2 separate regions of the Homo sapiens genome follow, and region 1 is linked to region 2. Evidence: read pairs that join two places in POLR2A ChIA-PET (ENCODE). Cell type or tissue: HepG2. All regions are shown on one strand. Each heading gives the region's core, and the rest is flanking DNA. Links, peaks and the distances in the headings are about the cores only.

Region 1 (5,369 bases), core at 129-5,128, 150 kb after region 2:
GTGTGGTGGCGCTTCCCTATAATCCCAGCTACTCAGGAGGCTGAGGCAGGAGAATTGCTTGAACCCGAGAGGCGGACGTTGCCGTGAGACTGCGCCATTGCACTCCAGCCTGGGCAACAAGAGCGAAACTTCGTCTCAAAAAAAAAAAAAAAAAGAAAGAAAGAAAAAAAAAGAGAAGTGTTAAGAGAAGGAAAATGATTTTGAGTCTCTAGGGGTGGCAAATTATGGGAAGGCAAATACGCGATAGAAAAAGGCTCATTAATGAAGTTTGTCATGTAGATTCCTGGCTGATAAAGGTTTGTCAAAAGACAAAATTACAACTAATTTAGTTTAAAGAGCATAATTGGCTTTTAGTTGCGATTGTAGAATTGTGCAACACCTCATTTTATAAAATCGAATGAGTGTTCCTATGAGTTGAGTGGAGGAGGTTGGCTTTCAGAAAGGGCTGAAGAAAGCAGAAACAGAAAAGTGCATTGGTTGTTTCGAGGTTACTTTCCTTGAAAAGTTTAAAGCAGAGGGTATTTCCTTATCATGTCACTTCAAACTGGTCTGTCGGGAATTTGGCTATTATTTTTCTTTCTCCTGATTTCTTAGAAAGTCAGATCGACAACTTAGTTTTGACCTTGTGATGTGGAACATGAGTGACTTGAGTGACTCCATTTTGGTTTAGTCTGTTGGGCCTAGTCTAGTGCAGGAGCTCAGTCCAAACCAATGGCTTCCTATGAATTTTATTTAACAGGCGTAAAATTGTCTTTAGTGATTAACCTTTGTCCTTCCAGGCAGTGTGGGAAGAGGGATACCTTTGCCTTTTAAAATTTATGTCCTGCTTTACTTCAGACATTACACTAAATAGGAGTGTTGAGTATAAAAATGAATTCACAATTAAAGTTGTTAAATTATTTGTATATAACTTTAAAAGGAGTTTTTTTGAAGCTTTGTAATTACATTGAAAGTATATTTGTTTCCTTGAAAACAATTTTTTGAAAAGTGAATAATAATATAATACAGCTTTCAAATTACTTTATGCTGTTACTTTATTTCTATTGTATTCACATGTGAAAGTATGTGATCAGTTGTTGCTGTATCAGAGATATTAGAGATTCTTTATTAGTTGGGCATTCTTTATGACCTTTTCTATAAAAGAGTAAGGACATTAAAATGTAAGATGCATGATAAAAATATAAGTAGCGAGGCTCATTGTAGTTAGCCTAAATTAAGTAATGTTTAAGGTAGGTGTTCATGGCCAGGCGCGGTGGCTCACACCTGTAATCCCAGCACTTTGTGAGGCCGAGGCGGGTGGATCATGAGGTCAGGAGATCGAGACCATCCTGGCTGACACACTGAAACCTCGTCTCTACTAAAAATACACAAAATTAGCCAGGCACGGTGGCGGGTGCCTGTAGTCCCAGCTACAGGCTGAGGCAGAAGAATTGCTTGAACCCGGGACGTAGAGTTTGCAGTGAGCTGAGATCGCACCACTGCACTCCAGACTGGGCAACAGAGCGAGACTCCGTCTCAAAAAAAAAAAAAAAAAGTAAGTGTTCAGAGTAATACTTTTCTACATTATACTGAGAGAAATTATAAATTATAAAGTATATCAAATTATATTATTTTACTAATTTTACTTTTATGTAATAAAATGCAATATATTTAAAAATTGTTAAAAAAATAAAATTTATGTCCTGCTTTTAGGCAAATGGGGAAGGCGGAGAACTTTCCACCCACGTATCTACATCGTATCTACATCTTCTCAATTGTCTTCGGCTTGAAATAATCCTTAGGCTAAAGAGGCGTATTTTGGGGTGGCACATTCTGGTGTCCTTACAGGTACACTACTTTTATTCATGTCTGTTACTACTATTACACCCCCTTCACCTTGGGCCACCCCATCCTCAGTCTCCCTCATTTTTCTTTACAGTTAGCACCATTTACCCATTCACGGAGAACCTTACAGTTCTCGCAACAGGGTGATCACTCAGTAAGTACTGTTGTCCCTTTGGTCTGTTTCTGGCAGCGATTAGCTGTGCGCATTCTTTGAGAGGAGCGACGGAGGGAACAGAAGAGGGTACTAGTGAAGAACTAAGGTGCTTCACCCAAATAGATAGGGAAGGAGGAGGAGAGCTGAGGCGAGCCTCAGCTTCTGCCTTTTTTTTTTTTTTTTTTTTTTTGAGACGGAGTCTGGCTCTGTCTCCCAGGCTGGAGTGCAGTGGCGCAATCTCGGCTCACTGCAAGCTCCGCCTCCCGGGTTCACGCCATTCTCCTGCCTCAGCCTCCCGAGTAGCTGGGACTACAGGCGCCCGCCACTATGCCGAGCTAAATTTTTGTATTTTTAGTAGAGACGGGGTTTCACCGTGTTAGCCAGGATGGTCTCGATCTCCTGACCTCATGATCCACCCACCTCGGCCTCCCAAAGTGCTGGGATTACAGGCTTGAGCCACCGCGCCCGGCCAGCTTCTGCCTTCGATGTCTTCTGAAGGAGGGTGGGCTTCGAGGCGGCAGGATGTGCTTAGGGCACTGAGTGGCCCAGAGTGGGGAGCTCCTGCAGGGTTGAGAGGACCGGCGGGGCGAGGTCGGGGCGGGGCTCGCAGGACCTGGGCGGGGCTCGCAGGGGCTGGGCGGCCTGGGGGCGGGGCTGGGCGGAGCGCGCAGCCGCGCAGCGGTGGGAGGACTGCGGGGCTCTTGAGGCCAGCTGCAGAGCTTGTGGAGGCCATGGGGCGCGTCGTCGCGGAGCTCGTCTCCTCGCTGCTGGGGTTGTGGCTGTTGCTGTGCAGCTGCGGATGCCCCGAGGGCGCCGAGCTGCGTGCTCCGCCAGATAAAATCGGTAGGCGAGAAGGGGGCGGCGCGGGAAGGTGCTGGAGCGCGCCCCGCGCCGGGCGGCCGCTGCGCAGTGCGCCCAGATCCCACAGCCGCGACGCAGTCCAGCGGTGCAGGCCGAGCCAGCTGCGCAGGTCGCGCTTTCCCCCATTCACACTTCAGGGCGGCTTTCAGCTCTGGTCGGAATAGGACTGTGCATTCCCAGGCGTGGAGAGGTGCCCACTTGAGGAATGGGCGTGGACGGGGACAGGGGCGGGCGGGCAGGCAGGCGCCTAGCGTACCTGTAGCCCCTGTCTCTTAGGTGTGGGGCTCCGGGGAGGCCTAGGTTTCTCTATCTTCCCGTTGAACACTGACCGTGAAGACTCCAGTGTTCTGGCTTGACCTGGGGCGCCCGGCCAGATTAACAGGCTCACGCAGGCACAGCACAGGGAGGAGTGCAAACAAGTTGACCCTGCCTGCTTCCCTTGGGAGGCTGAACCGCCTTCCCCCAGCTCCGCTTTGCTGAGGTCGGCCTGCTCTCAGAGGCCCTTGGCTTGCACAGTTTCTCCGCCTAGGACTAACACAGCTGCAGAAAGAATCTGTTCTCTTTCCACTGTCAAGAGCTCCAGTGTCAGGAGCCTTGGCTCTTTGCTTCCTGTCTCCCTCCCGCCCCCCTTTAAAGTTGTGTTCTTCGGTATCATTAACCTATCTACATTGAATCTAGACACAACAAAGCTAGGCATAAATGGCCGTCACTTTATTAAAAATGCGTGCTGGAAAGGTCCACCTCTAATGTGCCCGTGAGTTGGGCATCTGGAAGGGTGTGCAGGCCCCTTGGTTCCTCCATAAAGACCTGTGAGAATCTTTGGGCATCTGGAAAAAAAATCGAGTTAATGTCAATATGTTAATTAATCTACTGCTTTTGTCTGGGAACAGTGTCTGTCCAGATTCAGGGAGTTAGACCTTCGCTGCAGGTGTCACTCTTCCCCCACCAAATTGTTGGTAATAGCTTTGAGTAACAACCTCTGCTATTGATGGTCTTTCAAAAACAAAACAACTCACAGAGCTGGTAAAAGGGGAAAATATAATCTTCTGTTTTTTTCCCTCATAGCGATTATTGGAGCCGGAATTGGTGGCACTTCAGCAGCCTATTACCTGCGGCAGAAATTTGGGAAAGATGTGAAGATAGACCTGTTTGAAAGAGAAGAGGTCGGGGGCCGCCTGGCTACCATGATGGTGCAGGGGCAAGAATACGAGGCAGGAGGTTCTGTCATCCATCCTTTAAATCTGCACATGAAACGTTTTGTCAAAGACCTGGGTATGTAATTTTGGTCTTGGAGCTCACCAGATTACTGTGTGACATCCCCGGATATTTTTATCAGATGGAGAACTGAAATTTCTGCCTTGTTAATTGCCTTACAGAGACGTTGGTAAAACTGTTTTCCTCACTTTCTTGTTAGTTGGTACTGCCTGAGTTAGGAGCAGTTCTGCTGTAATGGGACACTAGTTGTCTGTATCTTCAGTTATCTGGAATTACAGCCATGGGGTGGGGGTGGGAATGGCTGCCATTGTCTTTTTTTTTCTTTTGAGGAGTTTCGCTCTTGTCGCTCAGGCTGGAGTGCAATGGTGCGATCTTGGCTCACTGCAACCTCTGCCTCCCGGGTTCAAGCGATTCTCCTGCCTTAGCCTCCTGAGTAGCTGGGATTACAGGTGCCTGCCACCACGCCCAGCTAATTTTTGTATTTTCAGTAGTGACGGGGTTTCACCATGTTGGCCAGCTGGTCTTGAACTCCTGACCTCAGGTGATCCGCCTGCCTTGGCCTTCCAAAGTGCTGGGATTACAGGGGTGAGCCACCGTGCCCGGCCTCTGTTGTCTGTTCTTAAAATTCTGGGTTTGTGTTAAAGAATCAGAGAAGGTTTGGAGATAGTCATCTCATTGTGATCATTTTGCAGCTGAGTAAATGAGACCCAGAGACTTGAATTGTCTGGCTCAAAGTCACTCACATATGGCCATGGCCAGGGTCAGTGGCTCATGCCTGTAATCCCAGCACTTTGGGAGGCCGAGGCAGAGGATCACTTGAGCCCAGGAGTTAGAAACCAGTCTGGGCAACATAGTGAGATCCTGTCTTTACTAAAAATAAAAAAGTTAGCCTGGTGTGATGGCACAAACCTGTAGTCCCAGCTTCTTGGGAGGCAGAGGCAGGAGGATCCCTTGAGCCTGGGAGATAGAAGCTGCAGTGAGCCTTGCATGCCACTGCACTCCAGCCTGGGCAACAAAGTGAGACCCTATCAAAACAAACCACCACCAACAAAACAAACTCCGTCACACAGCTGTGGATGCAGACACGTGCCTAGAACTTGGGATGTGCAACTGCTGCCCTGACAGCAGAGGAGCTGGATAGGTCATGGGGAAAGTCTGACAGGCCTCTGGAGGCCCTTTCGGCAGGGAGTATTTTGTAACTTTGGCCTCCTTCCAGTTATCTGAAATATCCAGTTTTGCAAAATAGGATTCTCACAGGAATGGAAGTGCCTCAGCTGCCTTCCACATCCTCTGTAGATGCTGCCTCTGCTTCCGT
Region 2 (5,369 bases), core at 118-5,117:
GGCGTGCCACCATGCCAGGCTAATTTTTGTTGTTGTTTTTGTTTTTGGTTTTTGAGATGGAGTTTCGCTCTTGTTGCCCAGGCTGGAGTGCAGTGGCGCGATCTCAGCTCACTGCAACCTCTGCCTCCCAGGTTCAAGCAATTCTCCTGCCTCAGCCTCGCGAGTAGCTGGGATTATAGGCATGCACTACCACGCCCTTCTAATTTTGTATTTTTAGTAGAGACGGGGTTTCTCCATGTTGGTCAGGCTGGTCTCGAACTTCCAACCTCAGGTGATCCGCCCACCTCAGCCTCCCATAGTGCTGGGATTACAGGCGTAAGCCACCATGCCTGGCCTTAATTTTTGTATTTTTAGTAGAGGTGGGGTTTCACCATGTTGGCCAGACTGATCTTGAACTCCTGACCTCAAGTGATCCTCCCACCTTGGCCTCCCAAAGTGTTGGGATTACAGGCGGGAGCCACTGTGCCTGGCTTTGTTTCTTATTACTAGAATGTAAGCTTCATGAGAGCAGAGTCCACATATCTTTTGTTCATAACAGCCATAGAGCTGGCCGGGCATGGAGGCTCACACCTGTAATCCCAGCACTTTGAAAGGCCAAGGTGGGCGGATCACGAGGTCAGGAGATCGAGACCATCCTGGCCAACATGGTGAAACTCCATCTCTACTAAAAATACAAAAATTAGACAGGTGTGGCAGCACATGCCTGTAATCCCAGTTACTTGGGAGGCTGAGGCAGGAGAATCACTTGAACCCAGGAGGCAGAGGTTGCAGTGAGTTGAGATCGAGCCACTGTACTCCAGCCTGGAGACAGACCTAGACTCCGTCTCAGAAAAAAAAAAAAAAAATAGCCATAGAGCTTAAGAAACAGTGCCTCCACATTGTAGTTTCTCAATAAAAGTTTTTAAATGAATGAAGGAATAATGGCACAAAGCAATGCTATTATTTTAGTGTTATTAATTTGTAACAGGCGCCGGGCGCAGGGGCTCACTCATGCCTGTAATCCCAGCATTTTGGGAGGCCAAGGTGGGTGGATCACCTGCACTCAGGAGTTTGAGACCAGCCTGGCCAACATGGTGAAACCTCGTCTCTACTAAAAATACAAAAATTAGCCAGGCGTGGTGGCGTGTGCCTGTAATCCCAGCTACTCGGGAGACTGAGGCAGGAGAATTGCTTGAACCCAGGAGGTGGAGGTTGCAGTGAGCCGAGATTGCATCATTGTACTCCAGCGTGGGCGACAGAGCAAGACTCTGTCCCCCTCAAAAGAAAAAAAGAAAGAGAGAGAGAGAAGAAAGAAAGAAAAGAGAGAGAAAGAAGGAGAGAAAGAAGGAGAGAGAAGGAAAGAAAGAAAGAAAGAAGGAAAGAAAAGAAAGAAAGAAAGAAAGAAAAAGAAAATGAGCAAAGGAAGGATTTGGTGGCAAGGAGGTCATTGGTGATCTTAGTGAGTGTGGGGAGTATCTTTGTTGGGCTGGGGCGAAAGCCGCCTGTGATGGTTGAGGAGAGGTGACAATATGCAGACTGCCTCTGGGCTACTCCTTCAAGAAGCTTAGCAGGGCCAGGCGGTGGTTCACACCCACAATCCCGGCACTCTGGGAAGCCAAGGCATGAGGATCACTGGAGCCCAGGAGTTCAAGACCAGTGTAGGCAACATGCTGAAATCCTGTCTCTTACAAAAAATACAAAAATTAGCTGAGTGAGGCTGGGTGCGGTGGCTCATGCCTGTAATCTCAGCATTTTGGGAGGCCGAGACAGGCGGATCACTTGAGGTCAAGAGTTCAAAACCAGCCTGACCAACACAGTAAAAATCCATCTCTACTAAAAATACAAAAATACAAAAATTATTGCACCACTGCACTCCATCCTGGGTGAAAGAGTGAGACTCCATCTCAAAAAAAAAAAAAGAAAAGAAAAGAAAAGAAATGAAATTAGCTCAGTGTGGTGGCTGGCGCCTGTAGTCCCAGCTACTCCAGGGGCTGAGGTGGAAGGATTGCTTTAGCCTGGGAGTTCGAGGCTGCAGTGAACCGTGATTGCGCCACTGCCCTCCAGCCTGGGCGACAGAGCGAGACCTTGTCTCAAAAAAAAAAAAAAAGAAGAAGAAGAAGCCACTAAGCTAAGAGGTAGGTACTAAGTTGAAGGGGAGACAGAATGGAGATAAGGATTTGGGTTTTTTAGGTGGTAGTGACACAAGGATGTTCATAAGCTGAAGAAGAAAAGACCAACAAACAGACTAAACATTTGAGAATGAGACAGAGGAAAAAGCATACGGAGCAAAGCACAGAGGTCACAGGGTGTGTGGCCAGCAGTGGTGGGGACGCTGCTAGCTTTCTCTGAAGTGGGAGAAAAGGAGTGTTCCTTTCCCTGCACTTTCTCAACCACACTGACTGAGGAAGGACAGAGGGGGCCCAGAGAGCAGTGGGGGTGTCCAATCACTGTTCTTGGGCCTGGAAACTGTTGGGGCTGTGGACCCCAGAGTACTGAAGGACTGCTGGACGGAGCGTATGGCTCCATCTGAGCCTGTAAATCATAAATCTACCTGGTCAAAGAGTAAAGGCCTCAAAGGTTCTGAGTTAATTGGTCTGGTTTTTGACCTGAGCATCAGAAATTTTTTAAGCTCCCTGAGTGAGTCTAACATGCAGCCATGGTTGAGAACCACTGGGGTTAAGAAGTGAATTGAGACGTATGGAGACTTAAATCTCCAACCCTGGGTGGGAGGACAAGGAGAGGCTCTGCCGCCCTGGCTGGAATAGTGGGGCCCTGTTTGGGTTGTGGACGTCCCTTCAGTCACAGGAGGATGAATTCCTGCCTTGTTCCTTTGGTCGGATCTGAATTCTTCCCCAACCTCCCGCCCTAACTGATAGCATACAGGGCTTCCCAGACAGAGACCATCAGCCCCTAGGGTGGCAGAGAAAGGCCAGGTTCAGGAATGTGACATTAATTATGACAAACAATATGTTCTCCCACTTAAGAACTAAGCCTGGTTGGCTGCGCATGTGCGCGCGCGTGCTTGTGTGTGGGTGTGTGGTGGGGTATGTGTGTGTCCGGGGCTGCCGATTCAACTGAAAAACAAAAGCGGCTCTGAGTCTGAAGCTAAGGTTTAACAAGTGACCAAGATGACTCATGCTGCTTGGCTGCAAAGGCCACAGGGCTGCCACCCCCAGCGGGGCGGGGCCTGGGTGGGAAGAGTCACAGGTACAGAGGCTCCTGTGACATTCACACTCTGCCCCTGCATCGGCTGCCTTTGGGGCCAAATACTTTTGTGAAAATTAAGACAGAAGGCCGGGTGCGGTGGTTCACGCGTGTAATCCCAGCACTTTTGGAGGCCGAGGCAGGCGGATCACGAGGTCAAGAGATGGAGACCATCCTGGCCCACATGGTGAAACCCTGTTTCTACTAAAAATACAAAAATAGGCAGGGCGTGGTGGCTCACGCTTGTAATCCCAGCACTTTGGGAGGCTGAGGCGGGCAGATCACGAGCTCAGGAGATCGAAATCATCCTGGCTAATACGGTGAAACCCCGTCTCTACTAAAAATACAAAAAATTAGCCGGGTGTGGTGGCACGTGCCTGTAGTCTCAGCTACTCAGGAGGCTGAGGCAGGAGAATTGCTTGAACCCAGGAGGTGGAGGTTGCAGTGAGCCAAGACTGCGCCACCTCACTCCAGCCTGGCAACAGAGTGAGACTCCATCTCAAAAAAAAAACAAAAACAAAAACAAAAAGTAACTGGGTGTGGTGGCCCGCACCTATAGTCCCAGCTACTCGGGAGGCTGAGGCAGGAGAATCACTTGAACCCAGGAGGCGGAGGTTGCAGTGAGCCGAGATCGTGCCACTGTACTCCAGACTGGCGACAGAGCCAGACTCCCTCTCAAAAAAAACAAAAAACAAAAAAGAACCAGAAAATGTAACTTTCTTCCTATGGTCATAAATCTGGTGTAAGCAGGCAAGTCAAAGCGATGTTGAAGCCAATGGATCTTGCAAAGGCATGGCAATGTTTGCACAAGGATGGGATATAGTAAGTTAAAATACATTGGCTTTTTCCAAACGGGCTCAAACTGGAAGAGAAGGTCTAAGCAGAGCATGTGCTGCTGTCAGGAGGGTTCCTCAGCAGGAGACAGGGCACCCCAGGGGTGCATATTTAATAAAAACTTACAATATGCAGGTTTTGGGACATGAAGGAAACATTTAACCTGTCCTGTCCAACACGGCAGCCACTTGTCACATGCGGCAGTTGAATACTTGGAATATGGCTAGTCTGAATAAAGATGTAAAACATACGCCGGATTTTAGACTTAGTACAGGGGTGGGAAAGAGTTTAAAATAGCTCAGTATAGGCCGGGCACAGTGGTTCACACCTGTAATCCCAGCACTTTGGGAGGCCAAGGTGGGCAGATCACCTGCAGTCAGGAGTTTGAGACCAGCCTGGCCAACATGGCAAAACCCTGTCTCTAATAAAATTACAAAAATTAGCTGGGAATGGTTGCGGGCGCCTGTACTTCCAGACACTCGGGAGGCTGAGGCAGGAGAATTGCTTGAACCTGGGAGGAAGAGGTTGCAGTGAGCTGAGATCACACCACTGCACTCCAGCCTGGGAGACATAGAGACTCCGTCTCAAAAAAAAAAAAAAACCTCTCTCTCCATGTATATATCTGTGTGTGTGTGTGTGTGTGTGTGTGTGTGTATTTTTTGTTTGTTTTGTTTTCACGGCTCACTGCAGCCTCAAACCTCTGGGCTCAAGTGTTCCTCCTGCCTCAGCCTCCTGAGCAGCTGGGACTACAGGCGCTCACCACCATGCCAAGCTAACCTTTTACTTTTTTGTAGAGATAGGTTCTTGCTATTATGTCCAGGCTGGTCTCGAGCTCCTGGGCTAAGGTGATCCTCCTGCCTTGGCCTCCCAAAGTGCTGGGATTAATAAACCACCATACCTGGCCAAACTCAATAATTTATTAATACTTTAAAAATACTGACTACGAGCTGGGCACAGTGGCTCATGCCTGTAATCCCAGCACACTTTGAGAGGCTGAGGAAGGCAGATCACTTGAGGTCAGGAGTTCAAGACCAGCCTGGACAACATGGCAAAACCCCGTCTCTACTAAAAATACAAAAATTAGCTGGGCATAGTGGCACACACCTTTAATCCCAGCTACTCGGGAGGCTGAGGCAGGAGAATCACTTGAACCTGGGAGGCAATGGTTGCAGTGAGCCAAGATCCCGCCACTGCACTCCAGCCTGGGCAACAGAGCGAGACTATTTCTCAAACAAAACAAACAACTCTTATCACCCAGGCTGGAATGCATTGACAGAATCCTAGCTCACTGCAGCCTCTAATTCCTGGGCCCAAGTGATCCTCCCGCTTTAGCCTCCTGTGTAGCCACCCCA

What was found. ChIA-PET counts read pairs that join two places held together with the same protein. Peaks named below come from ENCODE experiments on the same cell type or tissue, not always from the same donor. Only the 100,000 strongest peaks of a DNase experiment are listed, where the experiment ranks them.
Region 1: POLR2A ChIA-PET joins it to region 2 with 11 read pairs; 7 of 35 experiments call an interaction of 5 or more read pairs at or near these places.

The regions. Positions count from the first base shown.
Region 1 is chr2:70,255,456-70,260,824 of GRCh38, forward strand. PCYOX1 (prenylcysteine oxidase 1) reads left to right here and starts at 2,682. Exons shown (of 6, transcript NM_016297.4): 1 at 2,682-2,821; 2 at 3,905-4,111. The coding sequence starts at 2,710. RefSeq lists silencers at 2,538-2,667, 2,938-3,047. In HepG2, for the core only: no CTCF peak of the experiment used is centred there; DNase peaks (open chromatin) are centred at 2,616 and 3,216; H3K4me3 peaks cover 2,304 bases.
Region 2 is chr2:70,105,919-70,111,287 of GRCh38, forward strand. No RefSeq gene overlaps it. Among named protein-coding and RNA genes, the nearest start is that of LINC01816, 17 kb to the right of the region's middle. In HepG2, for the core only: no CTCF peak of the experiment used is centred there; DNase peaks (open chromatin) are centred at 2,573 and 3,083; H3K4me3 peaks cover 1,161 bases.